2 separate regions of the Homo sapiens genome follow, and region 1 is linked to region 2. Evidence: chromatin loops called from intact Hi-C (ENCODE). Cell type or tissue: CD4-positive, alpha-beta T cell. All regions are shown on one strand. Links, peaks and the distances in the headings refer to the core of each region. The heading gives the core; the rest is flanking DNA.

Region 1 (8,972 bases), core at 312-8,311, 1.2 Mb after region 2:
AGGTGGTACCAACAAAGGTGATGTTAGCATCTTAGGGGCAGATTATTCCCCCAACCGGCCTTCCCTAACCCAGGGCATAAAGATAAATTGTTTTTAAAAAAAAAAAAAAAAAAAAAAAAAAAGTATGCTGGCGGAAAAGAGGGGAAAGTAAAGATCATTAAATTGCTCCCTTTGCCCCCTCTGTCCTTCAAGTTAACCTTGACCAGGGCATCTGATTGCCTTAGAATTTGGAACGTTCACCTGCTCTTCAAGTTCTTCTATTGTTGCTTTTTTTGTTGTTTCTTTGAGATGGAGTTTTGCTCTTGTCCCCTAGGCTAGAGTGCAATGATGGTGCAATCTTGGCTCACTGCAACCTCCGCCTCCCAGGTTCAAGTGATTCTCCTGCCTCAGCCTCCCAAGTAGCTGGGATTACAGGTGCCCACCACCACACTTGGCTAATTTTTATATTTTTTTAGTGGAGACGGGGCTTCACCCTGTTGACCAGACTGGTCTCAAACTCCTGACCTCAGGTAATCCACCCACCTAGGCCTCTCAAAGTGCTGGGATTACAGGCATGAGCCACCACGCCCAGCCTGTTGCTATTTTTATACTTCAAGAATCCCATTCTGACCCCAAAGGAAGGGAAACCAGAAGGCACACCTAACAGAAGGCACTAGAAGAACATGACCAGCCAACGAGAAAACAGTCCAGAAACAGCTCTCCATAAACAAGGGCCCAAACTCGCCCTCCTCCCACCAATGATTCTCTGCCACCCTGAGCCATCATCAGCCAGCTCAGCTCTGGGTCTGTCCACCGTGCATGATGCTACCTATGTAGGCAACTCCCCAGGAGCCCTCCCAGGTTTAATAGCAAAAACAATTATTGGGGAAGCAACACACTCACACACTCTACCCCAGGTCCAGAAAGTCAGGGAACAGCAAGGGCAAGGAGAAGGCACCCCACCTCTCCAGCTCCAGCATTGAGGACAGCATTGATGAAGGACATGATGGCTGTTTTCAGATTCACTTCATCCCGGTACCGGCCCAGACTTCGGTCTAGCTCGTTCAGCAGGGTCTAGGTGGAAATGCAGGACAGAGCAGGAGGAGAGGGCTGAGTTCCCAACAGGTGTGGCCTTTGCATCTTTACTCCTGTCGCCTCCACTACCTAGAATGCCCCATCTGCTCTCTCCACCCAATCAGGTCTGTCCAATTTACTCTGGGCTGCCCCAAACCTCACCTCTGCCTGGAAAATTCCCTTGCCTCTCACCTCAGTGGCAGTGCTGCCTCACTTCCTCTCCACTCAGCCTTTGGGGCTTGGTCTACATGGTTGAGCAGTGCTTCAGTGCTGCTTTATCATCGTGCTCCAGCTGTTTACAGCTCATATGTATTCCCTGCCTAGCTCATTTATGGTATGGACACTGCTTTTATCCCTTTTCCGTCTTCTGCAGAGTCAGGACCCAGTTTTTGGCAATAAACCATGGGGTTTGTAACATCAGTTCATGTCTCTATGGACTTACTCTGTGCCAGGCACTGTGCTAAGACACTTCATATTTACTGTTCATCTCACTGATACTTCTCTGGGCAGGTCAGGGAAAGAAAAGAGAATAGCATGGCTGAAGCTCCCAGGGATGGTCCCAGTGTCCCACATTAGGTACTGGCCCAAGTATAGCACCTAAAATCTCAATCTCAGCAATTGCACTCAATTCAGTAATTCTTGACTGAGCCCCTATCATGAGCCAGGTGTTGAGGTTGGAGATGCAGAGCCACAAAAATAATGCAGGCCAATATTCCGGCTTCCAGGAACCCACTGACTAATAAGGAAGACAAGTCCATTTCCCAGCCAAACTCATAACTCTTAAGGCCCTGCATGTGTTTTTATGCAAGCCTTCCAGGTCCCAGTACTCTTCACCTGTTACCTTCCAGGAGCAGGCATGCAGACCACATTACTTTCCTTTTCCCCCAGTTTCTGCTGCAAAGAATCTTCAGGCTCTCACTCACATGTGACATCCTCTGCCCCACCCAGCTGGCATCCCACCTCCAGCCTGGCCCCTCACCTGGAAGCGGGTTCGCTCTGCTGCATACACCTGGTAGTGCAGCATGGCCTGCAGCACCTTCTTGTGGCCACCAGGCACGAGGCACACAGCACCCAGGATCTCCAGCACAGCCACCTTGGTCTTGCTGTTCTCTGTGCGTAGGCTCTGGGCTATGGTACTAATGGCCTCAGGCTGTGCCAGCACATGTGCCCGCCCCTGGGAGTTGTTCATCAATGCTTTGATGCAGCCAATGAGTGAGGTGTGGATGCGGCTCTCACAGGTGGCGTGGTCCATGCTCCGGAGGAAATTTAGCAGACAGGTCAAGCCCTCCAGCTCAATGAAGCGGGTCACAAACCTACAAATCAGAGCCATTAACAAACATATATTTGCATATGATTCTGTGTACACTTTGCAAATAGTTACCCCCTTACCTGTGTACCACCATGCACCTTGTCCCACCTACAGTAGCCACTTGGTTTATTCGTAGTTTATCTAAAGCAGTGAAATCCTATCATCTTCACAAAAGACTTGTGTCTTATTTGCATTTTAAATACTCTGTATTTGCATATCATTGTCAGTTGCATAGCTAAAATGGTATGAATGTGAAGTCCTCTTCACATGATCATGATAATTATCAGAGCTGTTAAACCTGAACACTCCTCTCCAGTGAGGATGGAGATTAAGAGAATTACAGTCGGATAACAAAGAGGGCTTCCAGATAGGAAAGCCATCAGAATCATCAAGTCATGGCGTTAAGCCTAGGGAAGCTACATTTCAAGGGATCCTAAAGAAAATAGCAGAGTTATCTATCTTGAATGTTAGCAAAAAAACATTAAAACCCATTTAGTTCAGGGGTTCTTAATTTGGAGTCTGTGTTCTGCTGAAGAATCTATGGATAGCATTCACAGATCCAAGGACTTGGGTGGGAAAAGAAAATTACATTTTTATTTTTGGTAACTTCTAATTAAAATTTAGTATTTTCCTCAATGATGAATGTCAGCAATAAATGACAGTAGTATTAGCATAATCTGTGACTTTGTCACCCCAAGAAATCACAGCTATTTTCATACCAAATTACAGTTGTACCAGGTATCTCAAAATACCATTTACACTCCTCAGTACTTCAAAATTATGATGGTTATCAAGACTCGCAGCTAGCTCTTGCTATTTAAGGTGTAAAGAAGCAGAATTCATTGCTATCTCATTTTTATTATTTGTAGCTGTATTTTCATTGATTTGTTATGCCTATCTTTTTATCTATTATTTAAAACATCATTTCTGCGAAGCAGTCCATAAGTTTCACCTAGGCGCCGGATGTCCATGGCATGCCCACACACACAGGTACCCTTGATTTAGTAAAATAATTAATGATCTAAGAAAATTATTATAAATAACATTACTTATCCCAAGCGTATTTGTGTTTATGTTATTGTACAAATACGCCTAGAAAATAAAAGAATGTGCTCTCAAACTAAGTTGTTAACAATAGCTATTTTTTTACTTTTTTCTATTTTATGCTTGTCTGCATTCCATAAAATTTCCACAATGACAATATGTAACTTTTGTTAGCAGAATATTATTAAGGGAAATTACAATAAATTGGGGTAGGAGACAAACCTGGCAACTTCCTCTCAACCCCTTTATTTCCTGACTACCTCATCCTTTCCTCTATCCCCTTCCCATTCCAGAGCCCCACCACTACCAGAATGACAAGAGACAATTGGGATGCTCCCATTCTTCTTGAGGCTGTTTCTAGTCTCCTGGGGAGAGAGCTCAGCTCAGACAACATACACATCCCCATGCAATGGATGGCTAGCTTTTCGCCAGGGGAAGGGTGAAGGGTGGCTCCTGATTGTTTGCTCATTTCCATGGTGTAAATGCTCCCAGCATAGCCAATTTCAAGCTACAGATATGATGTCATTGAATGCAGAGTTGGGAAGAGATGCATATTTCATAGTGTTTCCATGCACATACAATGCATGTAAACTCAAAAGTATACCTTATAGTAAAATGTAGAAAAATAATTAGGTAATTTGGGAATGAAGAGTTTCAAGTATTTATTACCTTTGTTTTGATATAACTTACTGAATCTTAAATTTATACAATTGAAATTTTAATCATAGCTACGTTTAACAACCAGCTTACAAAATTGCTGAAAATTTGACACTCAGCATTCGCCAGCTGTTACTAGCCAGTTCCAGCACACCACGGGGCAGACCCAGACACAAGGAGCCCCACTTTGGGCCCCACACGTTGTGGCCTGGGAAGGGAAAGGTGTCCTCCTATGGCTCCAGGACTTCTACCCCATTTTCCATGCCTGCGTTGCTCCCATTCTAGATGGCAAATCCCATCCAGAGACACCACACCGCCCCCTAGTGGTTGGAGTACTTCTCTACCCGTGCGTCCCTCTTTTCCTGGATGGGGCACTCACCCTGCCCCCTCATCCTCACAAGGCTCTTTCTTTTGTACCTTGTCCATTTGGTCACGCTCCTATTCTATCCCCTTACCAAAAATAAATCAATAAATTTTTAAAAAGCACTTGCCCTCGATTCCTCTTTAGAGAGCTCCTCAGGACCTGAGGTTTATCCCACTTTCCCAGGTTTCTCTCCCCTCCTCCCAAGCCCTGGCAGCCTCCCAGGAGAGGAGTAGGGGCTGGGAAGTGAAGTCAGGTGAGGCAGAGTTGGCCAGGAGGACCGGCATGGGAGCAGAGCACTGCACAGGGCTTCGGGAAGGCAAGGAGACCAACTGTGAAGGGACTCAGCAGGAAGCAAGAGGGGGAAACTGAATTACCTCATAGGCTGTGTCCGGAGGGCTGTCTTCAGGTCTTCCACGACTTGGTTCCTCATCTCCGTCTCCTCCTCATCAAACGCGTACAGACTCTGCATCTGAGGGCCAGCAGGTAGAAAGGGGCTGCCTGTCTCCCAACCCTCTGCACTACAGCTCAGGTGTGACCCAGGGGCCATGCTTGCCTCAGAAAGGGTGAGGCCTCAGGGAATGGTTTACTGAGACCGAGTGTCGGCCCCTGGGAAGACCTAGGTTCTGGGCTGGGACTTCACTTTCCTCATCTGTGAAATGGAGAGAAGTACTGGCCCGGTTTATTTCCCAAGTTTGTGTGATGCCCAAATGGATTTTAAAATGTTTAAATGGTTGGGGGACTCTGAGATTGCCCAGAGGAGGGGTGGATTACCTTAAAATTTCATGAATAACTGGAAAGCTGCTGAACTCCAGTGAGTGGGCAGTGGGGCGCTGAGGAGCAGTAAAAGGCAGTTTGGTGTGTGGGGGGTGGGGGCTGGGGGAATCACTCCCTGCCGTAGCCTTTCCAGGTGGGGGCAGGGCAGGAGAGGGGCAGCCACTCACCGCAGCCATGGAATTGATGCGGTCGATGTAATAGTCAGGCCAGCTGGTTGCCAGCTTGTTGGGGTCCTCCTGCTCCTGAAACAAGAAAAAGGACAGCATGGACCAACAGGCAAGACAGGCCCGTGGCCTGAGATCCTGAGCTTCATTCCGTGTCAGCAGAGGGATTCATTTCTCAGCTCTGCCCATGTCGGGTGGGTTGGAGGAAATTACACTCTCCCCCAGGCTTCCATTTCTCCCTTGGTGAAATACAGATGATGAACATTGACTCTCATGGCCAGACAACGACGCGGGCAGAAACTATGCAGGTGTGTGTACTTTCAGTGAGCAACGTGCACCATTTTTTAAAAATTCTTTTCTCTTGTTCTGTTTGCTCAGCTTGTATTTAATGAAATATAATTTCCTGGCTGTTGAATCTAATTCAGATTCCTGTTTATTTTTATACATCTTTTTACTTTTTCTGATAATCTCATTCTCATATTTTACAAAAGTATTGGTCTGTGACAGTTTGGAAATTTAAAAACTTAAGTCTTTCAGGTATTTCTAGAACACTAATAGAAAACACTTGGCACATAGTAGGCACTCACTAAATAGTAACTTTAGAAAAATAGAGAAATTTCCAAGGCTTTGGGCTTTGAAAAGACTCAGGAGACCCCCTTAGGCCTGTGATTTAATTCCTGGCAAACTCCTGAATGAGGGGGATGTGCAGCGGGGAGGCAGAGCCCAGATCCGAGGACCTCTGGCCCAGTGCTCAGCCCTCAAGAGACAGGCTCGACTCTTCCCCAAGTATGGGCAAGAATGATGGGAGTTAAAGAAATATTAATGTTGACTGAAAATCCAGCCTTCTCCAGCCAAATGGATCTGCTTCTGGGCCTCACACCCATCCTGCTCATTCCTGTTCCTGTGCCCCAGGTCACTTTGGAGGCTCCTCCCCATCTGCTTTCTCCACTCTCCTGCTTCCAAATCGGCATGAAAACTTAACTTCCTCCAGACCCTCCCTGACAAAACACCTCTCTGCCAGCTGCCAGCGGGCCCTGCAGCTCTCAGCTCCATCCACTCAATGTTTTCTATTTTGTTTCACAAAATACAAATCTTAGACCAGTAGAAAAGCTGCTTTGTTTGGGTCTTTATGACTTCACATGGTTAAATGTTAAATTTAATCATGGTTATACATGTTAAATTCTCCATGACTGAAGGCCAAACATTCTGCCTTCTGCCTTGGGGAGGGGAATCAGCACCAAAAACAATTGTGTCGGCAAACACATCCTTTCCTAAACTTGCTGGCTCGTCATTTACCCATGCCATATGCACTGAATGGGGACCTACTAGATGCCAATCACTGTGCTGAGCTCTGAAAGTACGGAGTAAAGAGTCATGGTCTCTGCCTTCCATGTAACAGTCCAGTGCCAGAGAAAGGGTGGTAAATGTTCTATGGTAGAGCCACCCATAGCAGACCTTGGGGGGTGATCCATCCAACACAGAAGGCTTGTAGGGGGTTGGCGTGAGTGGTCTAAGAACACTGGGCTATTAAAGAGCATTACAGCTAAGACAGGTGGGGAGGGTGTTATAGACAGAGGAAGTGCCATGTGGGAAGGTGGAAGGTTGTGAAAGTGTGTGGGGAAATTACAATTTGGTTTGGAAGGCAGTGAGAGATGCCTTCTATTTTAATAAATCTTTTTTTTTTTTTTTTTTTTTTTTTTTTTTTGAGATGGAGTTTCGCTCTTGTTGCCCAGGCTGGAGTGCAATGGCATGATCTCGGCTAACCACAATCTCCACCTCCCAGGTTCAAGTGATTTTCCTGCCTCAGCCTCCCGAGTAGCTGGGATTACAGGCATGTGCCACCACACCTGGCTAGTTTTGTATTTTTTTAGTAGAGATGGGGTTTCTCCATGTTGGTCAGGCTGGTCTCGAACTCCCAACCTCAGATGATCTGCCCACCTCGGCCTCCCAAAGTGCTGGGATTACAGGCATGAGCCACCATGCCTGGCCATTTTTTTGTTTGTTTGTTTGTTTGTTTTAGCAGCTGTAGAAGAGACCAACTTAAGGGAACTCCATAGTAAATCAATTTGGAAAATGGAGAATCATGAGATATGATTAATTACGCCTGAAATTTCTTTCCTTCCTTCCTTCTTTCCATGATTTGAGCTTTTTAAAGACCTGCTTTTCTCACAATGAGATGCATAAACACAGAGTGTTATATTCTGCAGGTGCTTAATAAGCATGCATTGAGTATACTAGACAATGGCTCATAGCGTGTGCAGCCCATGCCTCTTGTCACAGGTCCTCAGCCTCTAGCACTATTTTCCCCAGCAGTCTCAGGTTCTAGCAATGGGCAGCCAGTTGCCATAACGGACTGGGTGGGCTGTGGGTGAGTTTTGCCTCTCTAGGCCTTCTTGGCCTCATTTGTAGAATAAAGAATGAGACTGCATCGACACTGTGTGGTTTTCCAGGTTCCTGCAACTCTGAAATGGTGTATATTTGAATCCTCCAATGTTACAAGGTCAGTCTGGCTCAGTGTGGAGACCTCGGAATGGGATAAAGTCTTCAGCAGGAAGAGTAAGAGAAGAGCTATGAGGGGGCACAGGAGCACAAAGGATACATGGCTCAGACTCCGCCCAGACCTTCCTGTCTCCTCCCAGGAGGGAGGGAGCCTAAGCCTCAGGCGTGGGAATAGCCAGGCTCTGGTCCCCAAACACCAAAGCAATGTAGGAGGGCAGAATAACAAGTTTTAGACTTGGGACTCAAGTCTGAAAACTGGGAGGGTGGAGGGGAGAGGAGGAAAGTAGGCCATGAAAAGAAAATTCAGGAGCAAAAGAAACAGACTAAAATAGAAAGGGGGCAAGAGAGAGACGTAGAGACAGAGGCAAGCTGAAGAAACACGGAGATGGAGACAGCAGAGAGAAGAATGCACAGCCGCTGGGAAAGCAGAAGGGAGGAGATCAAGTCCAATTAAGCCCCACTGGAGCTCAGCATACCCCTTTCTAGGGAGGGCCATAGCAGGAGGCTAACAGCATCTTTTAATGAGCAAGAAGAGAGGGAGGATATGCTGAGGAGAACATGGACAGATGTGTGAGCCCTAGCCTGGGACAGAGTGGAGACTAAAGATCCAAAAGAGGACATCCCTGCCCCCCAAACTGATTTCTTATAGCAAAGCTGCTCCAGGTATGGTCCATGATGCCCACCCTCCATGCCTGGGAGCAGGCACGAGAGAGTCCAGACTCTGCTTCTTTGTCTGTCTCCCAGCAAGCCCCAGTCCTGGGATGCAGCAGGTCCTGCTTTAAGCGTTTTTGAAAAAGAGAATCCTATTTCTTTGAGTGTAAGCTCCAGGACAGCAGAATTTCCTTTTTCTATTTTATTCACTGTTGTTCCTCCAACACCTAGAACAGGGCTGGCATGTAATAAACATCAGGTGAATGCATGAGCATGCCAAGGCAGCAAGAGCCACCCCATGCCATGAACCCTGAGATGTGGCCAGAGGGGTCAGAGAGGGCACCTTCTTCTTGCTGCAGTAGATCTGCCATTTCTTCTCAGGGGGCAGTGCAAACATAGCCTCTCGGTTTTTGTCAGTGAGATCCAATTCATCCTGCAAAGACAATAAGAAAAAATA
Region 2 (8,972 bases), core at 241-8,240:
GGGGCTCTGTGCACACCATGGGAGTGCAGAGAAGTCTGCCCACCCATTACCTGCCTGCACTCAATTGCTCTGCTGAATTATGTGCTTCTGGAGCCAGGTGGTTTCACCCTCTCCCACATTACTTCTGCTACTGAGCACTGTGTGCCTTACCAGACCAGGGTTGTGGACTGTGAAAAAGAGAACCAGGACAGTCCAGCTGATGGTGAGCTGAACAGCATAGAGGCCAAGAGGCAGGGCCAGGGGCCACCCCAAGCCCCCTCCCAGGTCCTTCCACACCAGGTAGGAGGCATAGCTGTGGAGACATGGTGGCAAAAACATTCAGTGGGAGGAGGTTCCGTGGCAAATGGAGGAGGCTCTCTGGCATAAGGACTCTTGGATACCCTTGTGGGCTGAAATGGGGGCAGATGGGTTTAGGCATCATGTAAGGGCCAGGGAGGGAGTTGGTGGGAGGAGCTGGGCATGGTGAGGTGGAGGAGGGGCTGGGGAGACTTAGAGAGGGTGGAAGAAGGGCTAACTGGAACCCCAGGCAGGCATAGAGGGTTTCTTACTTTCTGGAGGACCCACTATGGTGGTGAGAGGCAAGACAAAGCGCCTACCTTTGGAGGCCAATATATGGGAGTAATTCAGATATAGAGGACTTGTTCCCACCCCATTGGGTACCAGGGCCATGTGTGAGAAACAAGTACTCACCCCACGACAGAGTAGATGGCTGTCTGTACAAGCAATAAGACTTTGTAGAATGGGCACCAGGACAGCATCCTCGGGCCCTCACACCAACCAGACATGTGATCACGAGTGAACAGCCAGACCAGGATGGGCCCCAGGTGGGGCAGGAGCACAAAGATAGCCCCTTGAAGCCGCATTCACCTTGAAGAGGCAAAATCTGGGGAGGCAGAGAACATGCTAGTGATGAGCCTTCCCCTGCGGCTCCTCGTCTGTCTCTGCCTCCTAACCTGACTCATTTCCTGGCCTGAGCCCCTCAGAGAAGGTCTACTCACGGAGGTCCTTCCTCTCTCCCTGGCCCAGCTCCAGTCCTGTACCTCTGAGCTCTCTCCAACCCCAGGCCACACCTTGCCCATCTCCTGGCTTCCATGGACTTCTTTTCTCCACAGCACTCCTCTGGCACTTGGAGGACACTGCCCAGCACTGGTAACTGCTTCTAAGTGAATAGGCCTTCCTCCAAGTGCTTCTGAGTCCTGGAGATCAGGTCCCGGGTGATGAGCTTTTCTGCAGTGGGCAGCGCTTAGCCAGGTATGTAGCTGGCCCTCACCGAGAACTGTTCTACCTAAGCTGATCTACCAACCTGGAAAGTTCACAATCTGAAGGCAGGAGCCAGAAATTCCTGGGGACTCTTTTCTAGTCACGAATGCGGCAGCACATCTGTCCCAGGCTTATCTCACCATATCAGACTGGCACACTCATGGGGCCCACCCAGGCTGATCTCCTGCCCAAATTCAAACTTGGCCTGTTGACACCGTGGATTCCTTTTTCTGAACTTTTAGCTCTCTTCTACCCCTGGAGCCATGGGGTATGAGCTTCCTGCTCCATCTTTCCATTCCCAGAGTGTCAGGATGTAAGCACAAGCATCCAGGTTTCTTGTGGCCTGACTTTTCAAGGAAACAACTGCCTGGTCTTTGATTAAAAAGCTGCCAAGGTGGCATGTTGCTTTGCATGTCATTTGCATGTGGGACAATGTACAGACCCTCCTCCAGCCAAGGCCCCACCAAGGCCCCACAAATATCATTCTTCTCATTTGTTCATGATATTTCAGCCTCCCCCCATGATTAACCAGATTTGAAGGAGAGAAAACAATCTGATTATTTTCAGTATTCTGGACTGACTATCTAATCCATCCTTTTTTTTTTTTTCTTTTCATACAGAGTTTCACTCTTGTTGTCCAGGCTGGAGTGCAGTGGTGCAATCTCGGCTCACTGCAACCTCTGCCTCCCTAGTTCAAGTGATTCTCCTGTCTCAGCCTCCCTAGTAGCTGGGATTACAGGCGTGCGCCACCATGCCCGGCTAATTTTGTATTTTTAGTAGAGATGGGGTTTTGCCATGTTGGTCAGGCTGGTCTCGAACTCCTGACCTCAGGTGATCCACCCGCCTTGGCCTCCCAAAGTGCTGGGATTACAGGCATGAGCCACTGTGCCTGGCCCTAATCCATCCTTTTCTGTCAAGGGTCAGGGACACTGGTCCTGGAGGTTCTGGGACAGAGCTGAGCAGCATGCCCACCTGTGCATATTTCTACTTGTCTTTCTGTGCTCCTGACTGTCCGTTTGCTCATCTTCTGCCTTCCTGTTTTTCTACATTTCTGTCCAGTGGTGGAGGCCCCCTCCCTGCCCCTCCCTGCCCCCATCCTCTTTTCTCCTGACACCTGCCTCTCCCAGTGCCTCCTGGTTCCTAGGCCTGTGCTCCCCTTACCTCTGGCAGCACACCTCCCAGGCGGGGGGCCTGATGACATATGATGTGTGGAAGGCAGAGGAGGGTGGGGCTGGGAGGAGGGTGGGGCTGGGAGGAGGGTGGAGTGGTGCTCCCTGCTGATCTGCCTTTCTCAGATGAGAAGGGTGGTGACACTGGCTGGGAAGTCCAAGTTGCTGTTTCATGGCCCCAAAGAGTTCCTCTCAGGAGGAGCCCCTCTGGTCTGCCAGACCCTCCTTGGTGCCTGGCCTCTGGAGGCTACCCCTTGATGGAATGTTTGAGGGCTTGTGGTGAGGGTTTGACACTGGCCCTCCTGTGACAGCTCAGCCCCCAGTTATAATGCTGTTGATGCCTGTGGTCTTTGCATCCCATGAACCAGCTCTGTGGCCATGGGAGTGAGTGGTAGGAGCCTTCACATTTCTTCAGAGCCTCCTTATAATTGGGATTGTCCCCAAGAGTGGCAAGAACTAGCTTGGGAAGTGAGTTCATAATCCATGAACACAGCCCCTGGTTATAGCCTCCTGGTTGGCATGACCTTCCTGGCTTAGAACCCTAGCTTGACAGATCTTTCACAAACCCCTAGGACTTTATGACTCAGAGGAGAAGGCAGCTGACAAGTGGAGGTGGGTGGGGAGTCAAGGAGGAGTGACCTGGCGCTTCCTGGCAGAAAGTCCTGCCTCCCAGCCGCCCTAAAGAGGGGTAGGGGAGAGTGTCCCTGTCTGTTGGCAAAGTCCAGCCTCCTGTGTGACTCAGACAGAGCTTTGTTCAACAAAGACAAACACCCCTACCCCACTCCTTTCATTCCCTATCAAAGTTCTGAGCACCCCTTCCTGGCTTGTCTTTAGGCATGAGGTCTGCTTCCCAGGTTGCCCGCTCTCTACCATCTCTGCACTTTGGGGTACTGGGCTCCCCTGGGAGGTTTATTCCACCCTCTCACCTCCACCAGGGAAGGAAGCAGAGGGGAGGGCATTGCAGTCAGAGACAAGAGGCTAGAGAATTATTAACTGAGACAAAAGCAGAGGAAGTTACTTATTTTCTATGGGAGATGATAACTAGGGGCCTGGGGGGGCGTTCACCATGCCTCCTCAACTGCAGGAGGCCAGACCCTGGTGACAACGGTTACCATCTATTGACCACCCATTCTGTGGTGGGCATTTGACATTTATTAGCTCAATAATGACAATTATTATCTCACACAAGGTAGATATTCTTAACTGCATTTGACAGACAAGGGAATTGAGGTTCAGAGGAGTTAAGTAGCTTGCCCAATATTACATACCCAACGTGTGGCTCACCTGGGCTCAGTGTTGGCCAGTTGGAGCCAAAATGCATCCTTTTCCCTCTCAACTGCTTCACTCATTCATTCAAGACATGTTTATTGAACACCTTCTATCTATCAGGCTGTACCAGGAGCTGAGGAGACAGCCGAAAACATGGGAAAAGTTCCACAAGGAGTTTTCATTCTTGTGGTGCCACCGCTCCTAGGCAGAGTTTTAAGAACTCAGAATGGCAAATGGCCCCAAAGTTCAGTTGTCTCCCAACCGGCAGTGTCTCTGCCAACTTTGGGTGGGGGAAGTAGAAAGCACCTTGTGTAAGGAAAAATATGGGTACATCTCAGGTCCACCAGCAACTGGTGAGTCATTAACCGTCTCAGTGGCTCCACTGTCTTCTCTGTGTGGGGAGCGGGTGGAACTAGATGCTCTCTAAGCTCCTTGGACCGGTTGCATTGGCATCAGCTGGGAGCTTCTTTGAGCTGCAGAATCTCAGGCCCCATACTAGACCTACAGAATCAGAGCCTGCATTTTAACAAGATCTCCCAGGTGACTGTTGTGCACATTATAGTTTAAGAAACTCAGATGAAGGTTCCCTCCTCCTCCTATCTGCTATTTTAATAATAGCCTCTGGCTGGGGACAGCCACTCACCAGCAGAGGGCACTGTAAGGAGGGGTTTCAAGGTGCAGCACCTACACCCAGGTTGTCTCCCTGCCTCCCTCCTTCCTTCCAGACCTAGACTGGAAAGTTCACTGACTTCTGGGATCCTCAGCTAATCCCTTACCTGGGCTGGACTTTGCCAATAGACAGGGACACTCTCCCTCACCCCTCTTTAGACAGCTGGGAGGCAGGGCTCTGCCAGGAAATGCCAGGCCACTCCTGCCTGGATTCCCCGCCCACCTCCACTTGTCTGCTGGCCTGCCGACTGAATCTGGCTGACCCTTGTTTCTCGGAGAAGGAACTGGACCAGCCAGCAGCCTCTAAGAGCTCCTAGACGGTAAGTTGAGCACCCCCTTGGGGCAGCTGGAGAGGGGATGGGCATTGTGATGGGGTTACCTGGAGCTTCGGGGGAGGAGCCAGGCCAGCTTAGCCTGCCTGCTGGAGTGTAGGGACCCTCTGCTGGAGGAGGGGAGGAAAATGGGACTTGGCCAATGGGTATGAGGACCACTGGGATGATTCTGTGTCCTGCGGAAATGTCTACTATACTAACAAATGCCATTCATGACTTGGGTTTGGACCATCCATCCCAGTACTTGTTATGTTCTGCAGTAACTGGACATCTATCAGGTGTTGGGGAGGCACAGGGAGAACCAGTGAGGTGGAGGAAAGGTTGAGAGTTTTCTTAAAGGGTATGAGCAGAACTTTGCAGCAGGAGTTTGGATCTTTGTGCTGGAGGATGCAACTGCCTAGGGACAGGTGATGGCAGCATTCTAAAGGACTCTCGTTTCGGGGACCCGCTACCCAGGGTGATCTGGGGTCTGGAGCAAGACAGACTGGAGGAGTGGGTAATGAGGAGTCCAGGCATGGGGTTGGGATGCCCCAAGTCACACTCGAATGGCTGCAGTGCTATAGTTGCCATTCAGCAAGACTCCGGACCTTTCCCCATTCTGGAGCCAGAGGGAGGATGCAGTGAGGGCCAGGGCAGCCTGGAAGAGCAGTCACCCTGGGAGAGGCCCAGTGGGGCTTTGGGAGTGGTGCATGCCAACTTCTCCAGGGTCGGAGGTTGAGCCAGGGGACTCTACTGCACCACCCAGTGAGGTGCACCTCACTGGGGATCTGGACTCTGGTCTTTGGTGGCCCCAGGAAGGTTACTGCTGTGTAAGCGAGCTGGGGCCCCTCCTTTCATCCCTTTAGCAATTCCATCCCCTGCCACTGGTACCTTGGTAGGTGGGGGTGTGGTGTAGTGGGGTGGGTATTACCACATAACTGAGGATGTAAATTTAGGTCCTTCTATTTGTCTTTACTTCATTTTTGCTTCTTTCTCTTCCAACTTTATTTCTTCTAGAGAAGGAAAGGAAGATACTTGGGGAAAAGAAGGGGTGGAGAGAGAAAGGGGGTATCTCTGGAAGTCCTTGTTCGTCTTTGCTCCTCCTTCCTGCCTGTCTTCAGTTGTTTAGTAATTCCCTATCCATCTTCACTGTGGGGAGAAAGCTCGGATTCCTTATCTGTGAAATGGAGATAAAAATAACACCTCGCTCCTAAGGCTGCTGTGAGGATGAGATGAGACAAGCCATGGAGAGTGCTTTAACACAGTGGCATTGAGTAAAGCTCTGCGAATGTTAGCTATTGTTATTACAGTTGGAATTATAATTATTACTAATGTGAAAGAACCAAAAGAAATGATGGGACATCAACGGTAGCTTGCTGCTCCAACCCCCTTCCCATCAGCTTTGGGACACTGCCAATTCACTGATTCACCTGTGTGCCCTCCAGGATGCCTGGTTGAAAAAGGCTGGTGCATTGTCTGCTGGGTTGGCTCTTTAGGCAAAGAGAACAATGCCAACCCCCGCTTCTTATTCACACTTTCAGTGAGGACATGGGAGAAACAGGTACTGCCCCAGTCTTCAATCCTGAGGATACAGTGGAGGTTCTGCCCTGGTCTAAGAGGCACTAGGAAGGGGCTTCAGTTTTCATGGGTCCTGAGGTTGGAAGGAAGAAGGTGGGCCAAGCCTCAGTTCCAGGTGGGTAGTGCAAGTGAAGGGCGTGGGGAGGACTGGATACTGGAAGCTCTTCCAGTGCAGCCTCTAGTGAGTCAACCAGAGGGGCCTCCCAGGGCTCTGAAGGAGGACGTTGTGCCTCACAGAACTCAGCTACCAAGCCAATGAATTCCATTCCTGCAGAAGCTCCTTGAGAGCGGAATAAGACGTCATCTTTGGCAGGATTGAACTTCCCACAGTGTCCGATACACAGCCGGTGCTTAGAAAATGTTCATTTGAGTGGGAAAATCACACATGACAGCACATAATCAAGAGTGACTCAGTATGGTGGGATGGCTGTGGAGAGAGATTTCGCGAGCTGGAGGCTGTCAAAGGCCGGTGCACCAGCGGGAGGCACTATTGAATGGGAGGATCCACGTAGGGAGAGGAAACAAGTGGGGAGAGCAAGTGAGTGGAGAAACAGAAAACAGCATGAGCAAAAGCCAGAGGCTAGAATTAAGCAGGTGTGGGGAGCCTGGGCAGGCTACAGGGCAGGCGTGTTGGAAATTGTAGGGGCTGGAAGAGGGGAAGTAGGAGGAGGCGGAGGTGGGTTCTGGAGGGCCTCAGGAAGAGCTACTGGGAAGTCTCAGCCTGTGGCCTGGCTGGGTAGCCAGGTGAGCAGGAGGTGAGTGTATGCTTTTGCCCTGCCTCATTCCAGCTTCACTGTAGGGCTGCATCTTTGTGTTTTGTCTTCTTCATTTTTTTTTTTTTTTGCTTCCACTTTTAGCTTTTGTTGTTCTTGTTGTATGTTGCCTATCCCTGTGAGCTACCTTCAGGCCTTTCTGGCAGAAGGAGGGGCATAAAGAAACACATACATTTGGACAGTGCTTTCTCATCTACAAATACTTTTCACATGACCTTATGCCATCCTCACCATTACACAAAGAGGCACTTTTTCCCCACTTTTAATAGCTTCAGAAAAGAATTACAAAGTTAATACAAACTACATGCTTGATGTGAAAAATTCAAAGTACAGAGAAAAGGATTTAAAAAAATACAAAGTTTTTATTCACACCTTCCACCTTCTCAATTTGTTGTGACTCATGGGAATAGTTTGGGGGTGTGTCCTTCCAGACCTGCACAGTCTAAGACCGGATTCATTAGTACACGTGGCTACTGGGCACTTGAAATACAGCCAGTCCCAAGTGAGCTGTTCTGTTCATATAAATTACACATGGATTTCAAAGACTGGGTATGAAGGAAGAAAGTAAAAATATCTCATAATTTTATATCGATTACCTGTTGAAATAACATTTTGAATATATTGGGTTAAATAAAATGTATTAATTTCTCCTGTTCTTTTTAATGTGGCCATCAGGAAATTTAAAATTACATGTGTAGTTCACATTACATTTTTATTGTACACCACTGCTCCAGACCTTTCTCTATACCTTTACATTTCCATATATGCACCCATAAATATGTATCTATTTATATGCAGTTTTGTTTTTCACATTAATGAGCTCAGAATATTTTATCTCTCTGCGACTTGCTTTTTCCACTTATAGATTTTTTTGTATCAGCACTTGTAGATCAAGGTAGATATTTGGACAGATGAGGAAACTGAGGTACATTAAGCAGTATTGAGGCAGGAGGTGGGATTTGATTCCAGGCCAGATAGAAAACTGGCTGAAACAGGGAAAAGGCACCAAAAGCACCTCTCCATAAGACATGCCCACCAGTGCCATGACAGTTTACCACTGCCATGGCGATGCCTGGAAGTTACTGCCCCTTTCCATGGCAGTGACCCGAAGCTACCACTCCTTTTTCTAGAAATTTCTGAATAACCCACCCCTTACTGCATGTAATTAAAAGTGGACATAAATATGATGGCAGAAATGCCCCAGAGCTGCTACCCTGGGCACACTGCCTAGGGTTAGCTCTGCTCTGTAAGGAGCATACCTCTGCTGCTGCTATACTCTGCCACTTTAGTGAAAGTTGCTGTCTGACACCACTGGCTCACCCTTGAATTCTTGCCTAGGTGAAGCCACAAACCCTCCCAAACTAAGCCCCAATTTTGGGGCTCTCCTGCCTTACATCAATATGATAAGTTTACCCAGCCACAGTGACCAAGGTGACATTTGAACTCATGTTCTCTAACTGTAAACCCAAGCTCACTCTGCTTCAGAACAGTTTACCTTGATGTATTAGGTCACGGGGAGCCAGGGTAGGTTCTCGAGTAAGAGAGACAGGTTAAAAGAATTGGTGTGACTAAAGTGTGCAGTGTGCGCTGGAATGAAGACAACTTGCAGCTATGTGTAAGCCAAGCCTTGACCTCCACAACTTAAAAGGGCTTACCCTGACACTGACCCCTTCTTCCCCACCAGGCCTTTGGCTTTGGCTGGCACAGGGGTGAAGGAGAGCCAGCGGCATTGAGTAACCAGGCGAATGTGCCCCCAGGAGAGTTCATTCCAACCCTCCCAGTTCCTACTGCTGGTGGGGGTCCCAGTGGCAAGTGTCCTCCTTCTGGCCCAATGCCTTCGATGGCACTGCCCTAGAAGGCTGCTGGGGGCCTGCTGGACACTGAATGGTCAAGAGGAACCAGTGTCCCAGCCTACCCCCCAACTAGAAAATGAGGTCTCAAGG

What was found. A loop is a pair of places that touch in the nucleus more often than their neighbours do. Peaks named below come from ENCODE experiments on the same cell type or tissue, not always from the same donor. Only the 100,000 strongest peaks of a DNase experiment are listed, where the experiment ranks them.
Region 1: it touches region 2 in a loop (4-fold over the local background); 3 of 110 quality-filtered maps call a loop at or near these places.

The regions. Positions count from the first base shown.
Region 1 is chr6:39,860,904-39,869,875 of GRCh38, reverse strand. It overlaps DAAM2 (dishevelled associated activator of morphogenesis 2), which reads right to left. Exons shown (of 25, transcript NM_001201427.2): 3 at 8,859-8,948; 4 at 5,369-5,443; 5 at 4,802-4,896; 6 at 2,033-2,366; 7 at 943-1,053. Among named protein-coding and RNA genes, the nearest start is that of DAAM2-AS1, 32 kb to the left of the region's middle. RefSeq lists an enhancer at 4,880-5,379. In CD4-positive, alpha-beta T cell, for the core only: CTCF peaks have their summits at 4,189 and 4,396 (motif pointing left); a DNase peak (open chromatin) is centred at 4,385.
Region 2 is chr6:41,034,877-41,043,848 of GRCh38, reverse strand. It overlaps UNC5CL (unc-5 family C-terminal like), which reads left to right and starts at 4,628. Exons shown (of 9, transcript NM_173561.3): 1 at 4,628-4,687; 2 at 8,714-8,972. The coding sequence starts at 8,775. It overlaps TSPO2 (translocator protein 2), which reads right to left and starts at 1,382. Exons shown (of 4, transcript NM_001010873.3): 1 at 1,071-1,382; 2 at 691-883; 3 at 151-292. The coding sequence starts at 863. In CD4-positive, alpha-beta T cell, for the core only: CTCF peaks have their summits at 4,142 and 4,351 (motif pointing right); a DNase peak (open chromatin) is centred at 4,358.